2 separate regions of the Homo sapiens genome follow, and region 1 is linked to region 2. A link is an interaction called in ENCODE POLR2A ChIA-PET data of the cell type or tissue named here. Cell type or tissue: CD4-positive, alpha-beta T cell. All regions are shown on one strand.

Region 1 (8,000 bases), 490 kb before region 2:
AATAAAATTTGTAGAGATGCAGTCTCCCTATGTTGCCTAGGCTGGTCTCGAACTCCTGGGTTCAAGTGTTCCTTACACATTGGCCTCCCAAAGTTCTAGGATTACAGGCACAAGAGATCATGCCTGGCCCCTGTCTTTTTAAAAAGTTTGACTCTCAGCTGGGCGCCGTGGCTCAAGCCTGTAATCCCAGCACTTTGGGAGGCCGAGGTGGGCAGATCACGAGGTCAGAAGATTGAGACCATCCTGACTAACACAGTGAAACCCTGTCTCCACTACAAATACAAAAAAATTAGCCAGACGTAGTGGCGGGCACCTGTAGTCCCAGATACTCTGGAGGCTGAGGCAGGAGAATGGCGTGAACCTGGGAGGCGGAGCTTGCAGTGAGCCGAGATCGCGCCACTGCACTCCAGCCTGGGCGACAGAGCGAGACTCCGTCTCAAAAAAAAAAAAAAAAAAAAAAGTTTGACTCTCATGTTTTATTTTTCCAGTGCCCTTTCTTCTTCTCTTGTTATTCCTTTTTCATATAGCACTTATAGTATCTTATTTCAGGGACATGATACCTTCTCTTAACTCTCCGAGGATGCTAAGAAGCCTTGTTTAGTATTTTCTTCTGCTCTCTGCATCTTTTACTTGCTTCAAACATTTTTGTTCCTTCATCTGCTTTAGCCTTCCTCTCTTATCCTGGAGAATTCCTTCAAGTATCTGGTGATATATAATATAATTAAACGCTGATTTTTAAATGAAGCACTAAATAACTGGCAGCTCCGTGCGTGTGCACGTGTGCGTGGGCACGTGTGTGTGCCCCTGTGTGTGCGTGTGTGTGTGTGCATGTGTGTGTGTGTATGTGTATCAGTGTGAGGGCTCTGTCAACTGGTGGGCTTCACTGTAGGGGAACTGAGTGATGATCTGGCTTTTACACTGAGGCACATGTAAATATCAATTTCCGTAGGTCTCTTCTCTGGCCTTCAGGCCTTCAGAAAATAATCTCCCCATCTCTCACCCGGGTTGCATACCTCTGGCTGCCAGAATTCTGTTGGCAGAGCTGGAGAAAGGGCCCGGGAGTCCCCCCATCTCCCCATTAAAAAAAAAATTAAAATAGAGATGAGGGTCTCACTATGTTGCTCAGACTGGTCTCCAACTCCTGGGCTCAAGTGATCCTCCCACCTCAGCCTCCCAAAGTGCTGGGATTACAGGCATGAGCCACCGTGCCTGGCCTCCTGCTCCCCATTTACCTTTGGTATCTTGTCCTGACCCTTTCTGTGTCTGCTGGCCCTGAGTCCAGACTTCCTCCATGTTAACTTCTCCAGGAAAAGAAAAAACCTTGCCTTCTTGCAGAGTGGAGGGTAGCCATCTGGTTGTGCAGGATACAAAGATGGGGGTGCCTAACAGTCCCAGTACTCCCTCTAGACAATCATCCTCTTGCCCCTGTTTTCTGTCCCACACCTCACCCCTGCTGTCATTCCTCTTCCAGTTGTTTCTCGTGGTCCAAATATGTATTGACATCTCTTAGAGAAGGTAAACTGAGACACAAGAGGCGAGGTGATTTATCCAAGGTCATATGACCAGTAAGTGGCAGAGCTGGTATTGAACTCAGTCTAAGTGCCAACATCTGGTAACCACTCAGTACTTGTTATCTTCCTTCCTTCCCCACCTCTCACAGTGAAAAAGAATGTGAACTTACTATAAACTGGGGTTTGCTCACTCATCTAACAGGTATTAAGTGGACACTTGAACTGTGCCAGGCACTGAATAAGTGATCTAGGAGTAATGGCGACAGTCTGGCCTCTTGAAATCTGTGACCTTAGGGAGGGGGCAGACATTGAACAAACTGCTGCATTAATTAATGAACAGTTACCTGCTATTACCAAGATGCCATGAAGGATAAGAACGGAGTATATTGATGGACACTGCCTAGTGGGGGTGACAGGCTGGGGAGTGTGGAGGGACCCTGGCTTAGATTAGAAGGTCAACAATGGCTTCTCTGAGGAGGTGTGCTATGAACTGAATTCAGTTCCCTCAAATTCATATACTGAAGCCCTAACTCCCAACGTGATGGTATTGGGGTTTCTCTTGCTGTCATTTTTTTTTTTTAGACGGAGTCTTGCTCTGTCCAGGCTAGAGTGCAGTGGCACGATCTCGGCTCACTGCAACCTCCGCCTCCCAGGTTCAAGCGATTCTCCTTTCTCAGCCTCCTGAGTAGCTTGGGATTACAGGTACCCGCCATCCCGCCCGGCTAATTTTTGTATTTTTAGTAGGGAACAGGGTTTCACCATCTTGGCCAGATTCGTCTGGAACTCCTGACCTCATGATTCACCTGCCTTGGCCCCCAAAAGTGCTGGGATTACAGGCATGAGCCACCGTGCCTGGCAAATTTTTTTTCCAATAACTGGGTTTTTTTTGTTTTTTGTTTTTGGCTTTATTCTGCAGTTTACATATGAGAGCCCTAAGCCCAACACAACACTTGATTTTCTGGTTTTATTTATTTATTTTTATTTATTTATTTTTGAGGCAGGTTCTCACCCTGTTGCCCATGCTGGAGTGCAGTGGTGCAATCATAGCTCACTGTAGCTTTGGCCTTCTGGGCTCAAGCGATCCTACCTCAGTCTCCCAAGTAGCTGTGTTTACAGGTGCACACCACCACACCTGGCTAATTTTTAAATTATTTGTAGAGACAGGGTTTCACCATGTTGTCCAGGCTGGTCTCAAACTCCTGGGCTCAAGCAATCCACCCACCTCAGTCTCCCAAAGTGCTGGGATTACAGGCCTGAGCCATTGTGCCCAGCCTTTATTATTCTTTCAGTATCCATGTCCACAGAGACTGCTTCTCCCAATAACACATGCCATTTGATCCTCAGCTGGTACATGTACAACGTCAAAGAACCTGGGCCCTTCCATTTAAGTGCACTCATGTCAATTTGGGCTGGACCTCTGCCCTGGTCCTGTCACCTCTGAGGTGTCCTCAGGTCAGAAATGCAAACAGGCTCGGCTGGGCGCGGTAGCTCACGGCTGTAATCCCAGCACTTTGGGAGGCCAAGGCAGGCAGATCACCTGAAGTCAGGAGTTTAAGACCAGCCTGGCCAACATGGCGAAACCCCATCTCTATTAAAAACATAAAAATTAGCTGGGCATGGTGGCGGGCACCTGTAATCCCAGCTACTCAGGAGGCTGAAGTAGGAGAATTGGTTGAACCCGGGAGGCAGAGGTTGCAGTGAGCTGAGATCGCGCCACTGAACTCCAGCCTGGGCCACAAGAGCCAAACTCCGTCGGAAAGGAAAGGGGACAGGAAAGGGGAAAGGAAAGGGGACAGGAAAGGGGACAGGAAAGGAAAGGAAGGGAAAGGAAGAAAGTAAAGAAAGGAAGGAAGGAAGAAAGAGAGAAAGAGAAAGAAAAGGAAGGAAGGAAGGAAGAAAAAGAAAGAAAGAAAGAAAAAGAAAGAAAGAGAAAAGAAAGAAAGAAAGAAAGAAAGAAAGAAAGAAAGAAAGAAAGAAAAGAAAGAAAGAAAGAAAGAAAGAAAATGCAAACAGCCTCCATGTGATACAACTCTGAATAAATACAATGGGGCCTTTGGGATGGTGGGATTACTGCACTTACAAGAGAGGCCCCAGAGAGCTTGCTCGCTCTCTCTCTCTCTTTTTTTTTTTTTTTCTTTTTTTGAGACAGAGTCTTGCTCTGTCGCCCAGGCTGGAGTGCAGTGCTGTAATCTCGGCTCACTGCAACCTCCACCTCCTGGGTTCAAGCGATTCTCGTGCCTCAGCCTCCCTAGTAGCTGGGATTACAGGCGCCCACCACCACGCCCAGCTAATTTTTGTATTTTTAGTAGAGATGCGGTTTCACTATGTTGGCCAGGCTGGTCTCCAGCTCCTGACCTCAGGTGATCTGCCCGAGTTTGCTCTCTCTCTCTTTCTCTCTGCCATGTGAGGGCAGTGATGAGGCAGCCATCTAGAGGCCAGGAAGACAGCCCTCACCAGAACCTGACCGTGGTGGCAGCTTGATCTTGGGCTTCTGTCCTTACGAACTGAGAAACTAAATCTCTGTTGTTGAAGCCATCCAGTCTATATTTTGATCTAAGACACAGCAACATTTCTGCCAGGTTGGAAGGATGAGAGTTAGCCATGTGAAGTGAAGGAGGAAGGTTGGTCCAAAGAGAAGGAACAGCATGTACAAAGTCCCTGTAGCAGGAAAGAGCCTGATGGGCTGCAGGAATGGTCAGAAATCACATGTGACGACAGTGTAGTGAGCCAGAAAGGAGGCAACAGGAGAGGCGGCAGCGGAAATCTGCAGGAGTCAAATCACACAGGGCCTTTGGGCTATGGCAAGAAGTTTGGGTTTACTCTGAGTGTAACAGGAAGCCATTGAAGACTTTAAACAGGGAAGTGATGTGGTTCATTTATGTGAGTTTCTTAAAAGATCACGCTGACTACTGTGTGGAAGCCAGATGGAGCACAAGGCAGTAGGGAGCCAGAGACCCAACTTTCTAGAAAGAGAAATTGTTTATGGCTCCATTTCCCAAAACTCTACTGTTGTTCTCTAATTTTTTTTTCTGTTACAAAAGGTTGTGGATATGAAGTTGGGCCTTTCCCTTACACCATATACAAAAATTAACTCAAAATGGATCAAAGATGTAAGAGCTAAAACCATAAAACTCCTAGAAGAAAATATAGTGGGAAAGCTTCATGACACCAGATTTGGCAATGATTTCTTGTGTTTATTTGTTTGTTTTTCTTTCTTTTTTTCCTCTTTTTTAAATTTCTTCTTAGATTTGGCAATGATTTCTTGGATATGACACCAAAAGCCTAGGCCACAACAACAACAACAACTACATTAAGTTGGACTATATCAATTTTTTTTTTTTTTTTTGAGATGGAGTCTCACTCTGTCGCCCAGGCTGGAGTGCAGTGGTGCAATCTCGGCTCACTGCAACCTCTGCCTCATAATTCTCCCGCCTCAGCCTCCCAAGCACCTGGGATTATAGGCTCCCACCAGCATGCCCGGCTAATTTTTTTTTTGTATTTTTAGTAGAGACAGGGTTTCACTATGTTTACCAGGCTAGTCTTGAACTCCTGACCTCAAGTTATCCACCTACCTCGGCCTCCCAAAGAGCTGGGATTACAGGCATGAGCCACCGTGCCTGGCCCCAGCTAATTTTTGTATTTTTAGTAGAGACGGGGTTTCACCATATTGGTAAGGCTGGTCTCGAACTCCTGACCTTGTGATCTGCCCGCCTTGGCCTCCGAAAGTGCTGGGATTACAGGCATGAGCCACCATGCCCGGCTGACTATATCACATTTAAAACTTTTGTGCCTCAAATGACACTATCATCCCAGGACTTTGGGAGGCCAAGGCAGGTGGGTCACCTGAGGTCAGGAGTTTGAGACCAGTCTCTCCAACATGCTGAAACCCCATCTCTACAAAAAAATACAAAAATTAGCCGAGAGTGGTAGTGCACACCTGTAATCCCAGCTACTCGGGAGACTGAGGCACAAGAATCGCTTGAACCTGGGAGGTGGAGGTTGCAGTGAGCCGAGATTGTGCCACTGCACTCCAGTCTGGGTAACACAGTGAGACTCTGTCACCCCCTCAAAAAAACAAAAACAAATGACACTGTCAACAGAATGAAAAGGTCACTCATGGAATGGGAGAAAAGATTTGCAAATCACATATCTGATAAGGGGTTAATATCCAGACTATATAAAGAATTCCTACAACTCAACCAAAAGCAAATAAGTTAATTAAAAAATGAACAAGGGCTGAGCACAGTAGCTCACATCTGTAATCCTAGCACTTTGGGAGGCTGAGGTGGGTGGATCGCTTGAGTCCAAGAGTTTGAGACCAGCCTGGCCAACATGGCAAAACCCCATCTCTACAAAAAATACAAAAATTAGCTGGGCATGGTGACATGCGCTTGTAGTCCCAGCTACTTGGAGGGCCGAGGTGGGAGAATCGCTTGAGTCCTGGAGGTCGAGGCTGCAGTGAGCCATGATTACACCACTACACTCCAGCCTGAACGACAAAGTGAGACCCTGTCTTGAATATTTCCCTAAAAAAGATATACAAATGGCCAATAAGCCCATGAAAAGATGCTCAACATCACTATCATTAGGGAAATGCAAATCAAAACCACAATGAGATACCACTTCACACCTATTAAGATAATGAAAAAAAAAAAAAAAACAGAAATCAAGTATTGGCAAGGATTTGAAGAAACTGGAACTCTCGTGTACCGTTTTTGGAAATGTAAAATGGTGCAGCCACTGTGGAAAACAAAACTGTAATTCCTCACAAATCTGAAAATAGAATTGCCTCTTATGATCAATCCAACAGTTCCTCTTCTGGTAGAAGAATTAAAAGCAGGGTTTTGAAGAGCTGTGTGTATACCCATGTTCATAGCAGTATTCTTCATAATAGCTAAAAGGTGAAAGCAACCCATATATCCATTGATAGATGGAGAAACAAAATGTGGTATAGACATACAATGGAATATTATTCACCCTTAAAAAAGAAGGAAATTTCTAGCCTGGTGGCAAAGCCAGTTTTACAAAAAATACAAAAATTAGCCGGGCGTGGTGATGCACGTTTGTAGTCCCAGCTACTCGGGAGGCTGAGGTGGAATGACTGCTTGACCCCGAAGTTGAGGTTGCAGTAAGCCGAGATCACACCACTGCACTCCAGCATGGGCGACAGAGCAAGAGCCTGTCTCAAAAGACAAAAAAAAGAAGAAGAAGGAAATTCTGACACCTGCTACAACAAGGATGAACCTTGAGGATATCGTGCTAAATAAAATTTGCCAGTCAAAAAAGACAAACACTGAATGATTCCACTTACATGAGGCACCTAGAGTAGTCACAGTCATAGAGGCAGAAGCCCTGGGGTTACGAGGGGCTAGGGCAAGGGGAGGATGGGCAGTTACTGCTTAAATGGTATGGAGATTCAGTTTGGGAAGATGAAAAACTTCTGGAGACGAACGGTTGTGATGGCTGCATAACAGTGTGAATGTACTTAATGCCACTGAACTACACCCTTAAAAATGGTTACAATGGTATTTTTTATGTTGTGTATATTTTATCACAATAAAAAAGGCGGTAATCAAGAGCTGTCGCTGTGTTTATTTTCTAAGCTTGGGAGTGGGGTGAGGGGGTCCTTTCGAGCCATTCAGATCTTGGCTCCCCAACATACATAGCTCAGTGATCTTGAGCAAGTCACTTCACCTTTCTGAACCTGCTTCCTTGTTGGTAATTTCAGTGTAATGATGCTTTCTAGGAGCCGCACGTGTGAAAGCGTGCAGCATACAAGCCAGTGTGTAGTTGAAAATTGCAGCCCTTTTGGTACTCCCTGACCTGGTATTTTTCTTTTTCTTCTTCTTTTTTTTTTCCCAAGTAGCTAGGACTACAGGTGCGTGCCATCACACCAAACTAATTTTTTTAATTATTATTTTTTTAGAGATGGGATCTTGCTATGTTGTCCAGGCTGGTCTCAAACTCCTGGACTCAAGTGATCTCCACTTCAGCCTCCCAAAATGTTGGGATTACAAGTATGAGCCACTACACCTGGCCTGCTTTTTTATTTTAGGGTTTAATCATCACCCTTTGGATCCAATCAGGGGGTAGGGACTGGAAAGCTCTGGCTGAACCTCTGTTGACCGTGAGATACCTTTGTGAAACCCTTTGCTTTCTTTCTGATTCCAAATCCACAAAGCTTCCTTAGCACCAAGCACTGAGTGGCTATGCGTGTTCCTTTCGGAGCCCTACACTCCTCTGTTAAACAAGCCCCCACTGCAGAAGGATCATCACCACCTCTATTAATTTTCTTTCAGTTTGATGGAGACTGGTTGTACCCTGGCACAGCCAGGCCACATTCAATCCACACTTGTTCCTGGGCCTCTGGAGAGCTGGGCTTCTCAACTGAATACCCAAGTGCTGACTGACAAGTAAGCTCCTGGTAAGAATGTTCTCCCCAGGCAAAGCCAGAGCAGTTGGTCAGAGCGGCCGACGTCTAAATGCCCG
Region 2 (8,000 bases):
GGATTTAAAGTAAAAGTCCAGAATAAAATAGGAAGAGGAAAAAAGCCAACACAAGGATGTATTAACAAGGTGTTCACTGCTGTGGGCACCTGGGGCTGGATCCTACCAAGCCCATCTGATAATTTTCTTTCTTTCTTTCTTTTTTTCTTTTTTCTTTTTTTTTAAATTGGGCAGCCTCCTGAACCAAAGCGGGCTCAGAGACTCCCCATCTGAGTTCTGTAATGCCTCTCATTATGGTCTTCCAAAAGACTGCCAGAGAAGCATTTAACCCTTGGTTTATATCCTCCATTGGTTTGGATTTCCCCAGGAGGCATCAACTTCCCTTGCACTTCTGGGTAGGCACTCACCAGTATCCTACATTATGGTTTAGGAAAAGCTCCAGAACAGAGAGAAAGATACAAGGAGAATTGAAGCCCTCACTGAATTGTTTTCAAAAGCTTTGCCCATTGGGAAGGCTGAGAGGATGGAAGGAAAGGTACAAAACCTCCCAGACCATCCCTTGCAGTGCTCAGATTCATCCATGTGCTCCATTAGATCCAGTCCATCACCTAGTTTTCAAGATAATGGCTAGCTATCATCTTGACAGAAAACTCAGTGGTGCTAAAAATTCTTTGCAAAATGTTTGTTGTCCCTTACGCCTTTTGTGCCCTATAACATACCATACTCAACCATATAGATGATTCTCACAAATAATGTTAAGTGAAAGAAGCCAGACCACAGTACTATGTTTGATTTCATGTGGATAAAATACAAGACAAGCAAAAATATTCTGTTCAAGGCCAGGATAGCAGCTACCCTTTGGGGTGAGAGAGCAGTGTCTAGAAGGGGGAATGAGAGGAGATTTTGCAGGTGATACTTATCAGATATGTGATTTACAAATATGTTCTCCCAATCTGTGGCTTGTCTTTCCTTCTTCTTTATTTTATTTATTTATTTTTTTTTTGAGACAGAGTCTTGCTCTATCGCCAGGCTGGCGTGCAGTGGCGCTATCTTAGCTCACTGCAACCTATGCCTCCCAGGTTCAAGCGATTCTCCTGCCTCAGCCCTTCAGCCTCCCGAGAAGCTGGGATTACAGGTCTATGCCACCACACCCAGCTAATTTTTGTATTTTTAGTAGAGACGGGTTTCACCATGTTGGCCAGGATGGTCTCGATCTCTTGACCTCGTGATCCACCCAACTCGGCCTCCCAAAGTGCTGGGATTACAGGTGTGAGCCACTGCGACCGGCCTGTGGCTTGTCTTTTCATTCTCTTTACAGAATCTTTCACACAGCAGAATTTAAAATTTTTGAAGGCTAGGCATGGTGGCTTACACCTGTAATCCCAACACTTTGGGAGGCTGAGGCGGGCAGATCACCTGAGGTCAGGAGTTCAAGACCAGCCTGGCTAACATGGTGAAACCCCGTTTCCACTAAAAATACAAAACAATTAGCTGGGCGCGGTGGCGCACGCCTGTAATCCCAACACTTTGGGAGGCTGAGGCGGGCAGATCACCTGAGGTCAGGAGTTCAAGACCAGCCTGGCTAACATGGTGAAACCCCATTTCTACTAAAAAATACAAAAAAATTAGCTGGGCGTGGTGGTGCAAGCCTATAATCCCAGCTACTCAGGAGGCTGAGGCAGGAGAATTGCTTGAACCCAGGAGGAGGAGTTTGCAGTGAGCCGAGATCGGGCCATTGCACCCCAGCTTGGGCAACAAGAGCAAAACTCCATCTCAAAAAAATAATAAATAAAATAAAAATAAATAAATAAAATATTTGAGTAAGTCCAATATTTCCATTTTTTAATCTTATGGATGGTATCATATCTAAGAAATCTTTGCCTAATCCAAGATCACAAAAATGTCCCCCTAAATTTTCTTCTATAAGTGTATAGTTTTATTTTTATTTTTATTTTTTTGATATGGAGTTTCACTGTTGTTGCCCGGCTGGAGTGCAATGGCGTGATTTCGGCTCACCGCAACCTCCACCTCCTGGGTTCAAGCGATTCTCCTGCCTCAGCCTCCAAGTAGCTGTGTTTTAGTGATCCCTAACCCTTGCCACCACCATGCCCGGCTAATTTTTTGTATGTTTAGTAGAGATGAGGTTTCACCATGTTGGTCCGGCTGGCCTCGAACTCCTGACCTTAGGTGATCCACCCACCTTGGCCTCCCAAAGTACTGGGATTACAGGCATGAGCCACTGTACCTGGCCGTGTATATTTTTAGATCGCCATTTTTTAAAAGGATTATTTGGGATAGAGTCTCACTCTGTCACCAGGGCTGGAGTGCAGCAGCCGATCATGGCTCACTGCAGCCTTGACCTCCCAGGCTCGGGTGATCCTCTCACCTCAGCCTCCAAACTAGCTGGGACTACAGGTGCACACCACCATACACTGCTAATTTTTTTGTGTTTTTTGTAGAGACAGAGTTTTGCCATGTTGCCCAGGCTGGTCTTGAACTCCTGAGCTCAAGTGATTCTCCCGCCTCGTCCTCCCAAAGTGCTGGGATTACAGGCGTGATCCACCACACCTGCCCATGCATATACTTTTCTATTCAGTCTAAACCTGAAAGAATACACAGCTTTCCTCTGGGGTAGGAAGATAGTGGGATTTGGGGTAAGTATGCTAGAAAGATTGGCTTTTCACCGTATACCCTTTTGTGCTATTGAATTTTTTTTTTTTTTTTTTTGAGATGGAGTTTCACTCTTATCCCCCTAGGCTGGAGTGCAATGGCGCTATCTCGGCTCACTGCAACCTCTGCCTCCCAGGTTCAAACGATTCTCCTGCCTCAGCCTCCAGAGTAGCTGGGATTACAGGCACATGCCACCATGCCCAGCTAATTTTTTGTATTTTTAGTGGAGACGAGGTTTCACCATGTTGGCCAGGCTGGTCTCAAACTCCTGACCTCAGGTGATCCACCTGCCTCAGCCCCCCAAAGTGCTGGGATTACAGACGTGAACCACTACACCCAGCCAAATAATTTTTTAAAACGCAAACTCAAAAAGGGTTGGGAATCACTAAAATACAGTTCCACTGAACAGTTTAAAATCACCATAATGGGCCTGGATCAGCACTTTGGGAGGCCAAGGCAGAAGGCTCACTCTTTTTTTTTTTTTTGAGATGGAGTCTCGCTCTGTTGCCCAGGCTGGTGTGCAGTGGCACGATCTTGGCTCACTGCAACCTCCGCCTCCCGGTTCAAGCAATTCTCCTGCCTCAGCTTCCTGAGTAGCTGGGACTACAGGCGTCTGCCACTGCACCTGGCTAATTTTTTGTATTTTCAGTAGAAACTGGGTTTCACCATGTTAGCCAGGATGGTCTCGATCTCCTGACCTCGTGATCCTCCCGCCTTGGCCTCCCAAAGTGCTAGGATTACAGGCGTGAGCCACCACGCCCGGCCAGAAGGGTCACTCTTGAGCACAGGAGTTCAAGACTGGCCTGGGCAACACAGCAAGACTCCCATCTCTATAAAAATTAAAATAATAAAAATGAGCCAGCTGTGGTGGATGCCTACAGTCTCAGCTATTCAGGAGGCTGAGGCAGGAAAATCGCTTGAGCCCAGGAGTTTGAGGTTACAGTGAGCTATGATCGTACCATGGCACTTCAGCCTGGGCGACAAAGTGCGACCCTACATCTAAAAGAAATAAATAATAATAATAAAATAAATAAATAAAATCACCACGATGCTTGTTGGATTGGATGATTTCACTGCAGCTTCAAATCCTGAGGGTTCTCTCAAGCCTGGCAGTTCTCACTGAGCTAAGAAACTAAAAGTCACATTTATTGGCAAAGAATGGATTGGGCCCATCAGAAGATAATATGCAAATGATGAGTGTGAATTTATAGTTTCCTCTCTATAGCTTTGAACATTGCTGAATTTAGAGAAGAAACTATGAATGTTGCTGCCACCTGCCGGCCACATCTCTCAATATCAGGTTCCTGGAAGTACCTGGTGGGATTCTTCTTTCAATTGAGTCCTCTATTAGGCTCTGGATTGGAGAAAGACTGATTTACAGATTTCTCCCTTTTTGCTGTCATCATCCCATAATCTGCCACAAAACCAAATTGCTAAAAGCAGGGAGCTGTGGCATTCAATTGTCTGCATTTGAATTCTGTCTTTACCTCGGGTAAATCAGATACCTGTTCTATACCTTGGGTAAATCAGATACCTATTCTTTTTTTTTTTTTTTTTTTGAGATTGAGTTTCGCTCTTGTTGCCCAGGCTGGGGTGCAATGGTGTGATCTCGGCTCACTGAAGCCTCCGCCTCCTGGGTTCAAGCAATCCTCCTGCCTCACAGGCGCCTGCCACCATGCCCGGCTAATTTTTTGTATTTTTAGTAGAGACAGAGTTTCACCATGTTGGCCAGGCTGGTCTCTAATTCCTGGTCTCAGGTGATCTGCCTGCCTCAGCCTTCCAAAGTGCTGGGATTACAGGCGTGAGCCACCGTGCACAGCAATCAGATACCTATTCTACACTTCAGTTTCCTCATCTATAAAATGGGGATGATAACAGCAGCTCCTTTACATAGGTGTTGTGAGGATTAAATTAGATCACATAAAGCGCTTAGCACAAGGCCTGGCACACAGTGAGCACGCAACAAATATTAATGGTTGTTGTCATTGTCAGGCAGAGCTTCAGAGCCTCTCTCATCCTTTTTTTTTTTTCCAGCTGAATTTAAGATTCAAGGCCCTCCCATTCTAAACTGACAAATTGTACCTGGACACACAAAAGTCTATTGGAAAGACCTATAGCATCTGGTTCCACCACTTCCTGACCGTGGGCAAGCGTCTTAACCTCTCTGAACCTTACTTGACCTCACAGATGGTTTTGGAGATTACATGAAATCATCTGCGTAAAGCACCAAGACAGTGCCTGGCATGGAGTGGACAGTTAATAAGTGGAATGATGATGGAGTGATGATTAACACAGAAATACTTACCAAGTATAGCTAAAGGTTGAGCAGCACAGGTTGCAAATAGGCAGGCCATAGGCAGTCACTAACCTACAGATATTTGGCCCACAGTGATTTACATTTTAACCCCAGGAATTTTACATTCAAGTCTGAATTCTTAATTTCTCTTTTAAAATGTGAAGATCTGCCGGGTGCAGTGGCTCACGCCTGTAATCCCAGCACTTTGGGAGGCCGAGGCGGGCGGATCACCTGAGGTCAGGCGTTCGAGACCAGCCTGACCAACACGCAGAAATCCCGTCTCTACTAAAAATACAAAATTAGCTGGGCGTGGTGGAGCATGCCTGTAATCCCAGCTACTCCGGAGGCTGAGGCAGGAGAATCGCTTGAACCCGGGAGGCGGAGGTTGCGGTGACCTGAGATCGCACCACTGCACTTCAGGCTGGGCAAAAAGAGCTAAACTCCGTCTCTGGGCCGGGCGCAGTGGCTCACGCCTATAATCTCAGCACTTTGGGAGGCTGAGACGAGGGGATTGCTTGAGTCCAGGAGTTTGAGACCAGCCTGGGTCAACATGGCGAAACCTCGGTCTCTACTAAAAATACAAAAAATTAGCCGGGTGTGGTGGCACGCATCTGTAGTACCAGCTACTTGGGAGGCTGAGGTGGGAGAATCATCTGAAGCCTGAGAGGTCGAAGCTGCAGTGAGCCGAGATCGCACCACTGCATTCCAGCCTGGGCAACCAGAGTGAGACCCTGTCTCAAAAAAGATTTTTTTTAATTTTTATTATGTTTTAATTTTATTTTATATTTTATTTTATTTATTTTATTTTATTATTTTATTTTATTTTATTTTTTATTTATTTTAATCTGTGAGAGGGAGTCTCGCTCTGTCCCCCAGGCTGGAATGCAGTGGCACCATCTCTGCTTACTGCAAGCTCCGCCTCCCAGGTTCACGCCATTCTCCTGCCTCAGCCTCCCGAGTAGCTGGGACTACAGGCGCCCGCCACCATGCCCGGCTAATTTTTTGTATTTTTATTTTTATTTATTTTTATTTTTTATTTTTTTTGGAGACGGAGTCTCGCTCTGTGGCCCCGGCTGGAGTGCAGTGGCAAGATCTTGGCTCACTGCAAGCTCCGCCTCCCGGGTTCACGCCATTCTCCTGCCTCAGCTTCCCGAGTAGCTGGGACTACAGGCGCCCGCCACCACGCCCAGCTAATTTTTTTTTGTATTTTTAGTAGAGACGGGGTTTCACCGTGTTAGCCAGGATGGTCTCCATCTCCTGACCTCGTGGTGCGCCCGCCTCGGCCTCCCAAAGTGCTGGGATTACAGGCGTGAGCCACTGCGCCTGGCTTTTGTATTTTTAGTAGAGACGGGGTTTCACCGTGTTAGCCAGGATGGTCTTGATCTCCTGACCTCGTGATCCACCCGCCTCGGCCTCCCAGAGTGTTGGGATTACAGGCGTGAGCCACCGTGCCCCCGGCCAAATTATTTATTTGTTTATTTATTTTTGAGACGGAGTCTGGCCCTGTCGCTCAGGCTGGAATGCAGTGGTGGATCTCGGCTCACTGCAACCTCCGCCTCCCAGGTTCAAGCAATTCTCCTGCCTCAGCCTCCTGAGCAGCTGGGACTACAGGCACACCCACCACACCCGGCTAATTTTGGTTTTTGGTTTTTTGTTTTGTAGAGAGAGGGTTTTACCATGTTGGGCAGGCTGGTCTCGAACTCCTGGCCTCTGGTGATCCGCCTGCCTAGGCCTCCCAAAGTGCTGGGATTAAAGGTGTGAGCCACTATGCCCAGCCTGGAAACAATTTTTGTAAATTAAGAAATAAATAAGGCCGGGCGTGGTGGCTCATGCCTGTAATCCCAGCACTTTGGGAGGCCAAGGCAGGTGGATCACCTGAAGTCAGGAGTTCGAGACCAGCCTGGCCTACATGGTGAAACCCTGTCTCTATTAAAAATACAAAAATTAGCCGGATGCGGTAGCGCGTGCCTGTAATCCCAGCTACTCAGGAGGTTGAGGGAGGAGAATCGCTTGAACCCGGGAGGCGGAGGTTGCAGTGAGCCGAGATTGCACCACTGCACTCCACCATGGGCGACAGAGCAAGACTCTGTCTCAAAAGAAAAGAAAAGACAAGAAAAGAATTAAATAAAATACAATAAAATGTGAAGTCCTGACAGTGTATTACACTGATCTATACGGAAGGTGGCATATAACAGAGAAACCTAATTTCTTCCAAGGAAGCTAAGTAATGCTCCCTGAAGAAGTGCTGCTAAAGCTGAAACAGGAGTTGACTGGGGGTGAATCCGATAAAGAGGTGGGGATGCTGCTCCAAGCGTAAGGACTGTTGGGTCCAAAGGCCTTGGTCAGGGAGATTCGTGCCTCTGGGAAACCTCAGGGTAGCCAGGTGGCCGGAGCACAGTGAGCAAGACAGCAGGAAGAAGATGAGGCTTCCATTAGCATCTTAAGGATTTTGGTCTTTATCATGAGGACAAATGTATTTCAAAGCTAAAAGCTGGGAGGTAGCCAATTGGTGTAACAAACTGAGGAGCTAGACAGAAATAGAAGGGAGAAAGGTCAGGGGTCAATAATAGCTGAGAAGGCAGAGAAGCACAAGGATAGTATGGAATCTAGAAACTGGGGGCACGCAGGACAGCATTTCAGGTGTGGTCTGGCAAAAGGCAGACTTTACGGCAACCAAGTTAAGTGGGACACCAGGATGAATATCTTATGTTCATTTAAATAGTGGAAAAATGAGAAGAACAGACATTTCGTCAAGGGCATATCACAAGTGAGATACGGAGCTAGATTCACAATACCTATCTTAATTTGTTGCTCTTCCCATTAGTTTTCTCAAGGCAAGTAAACTCAGTACAATACTCTGTTGTTAATACTACTAACAAATCTCATTTATTAAGAGTTTGCTAAATGTTGGGCTCTGTATTTATGTGCATTATTATCTTGTTTTTTTCACAGAGTTAACGAGAACAGTCCACCCAAAATATTATGAACCAAGAGACTATTAGACATTGGAGACAGGAATAAATGAAACAGACACTATCCCTCTCCTTTGGGAATTCACAGTTCAGAAAGGAAGGGAATAGTTTAAGAAGTAATT

The links. Peaks named below come from ENCODE experiments on the same cell type or tissue, not always from the same donor. Only the 100,000 strongest peaks of a DNase experiment are listed, where the experiment ranks them.
Region 1: POLR2A ChIA-PET joins it to region 2 with 16 read pairs; 3 of 35 experiments call an interaction of 5 or more read pairs at or near these places.

Annotation. Positions count from the first base shown.
Region 1 is chr1:28,842,336-28,850,335 of GRCh38, reverse strand. All of the region lies in intron 1 of OPRD1 (opioid receptor delta 1), which reads right to left. Among named protein-coding and RNA genes, the nearest start is that of OPRD1, 34 kb to the right of the region's middle. In CD4-positive, alpha-beta T cell, no CTCF peak of the experiment used is centred here; a DNase peak (open chromatin) is centred at 3,945.
Region 2 is chr1:28,355,729-28,363,728 of GRCh38, reverse strand. No RefSeq gene overlaps it. Among named protein-coding and RNA genes, the nearest start is that of PHACTR4, 10 kb to the left of the region's middle. In CD4-positive, alpha-beta T cell, CTCF peaks have their summits at 3,707 and 3,911 (motif pointing left); a DNase peak (open chromatin) is centred at 3,878.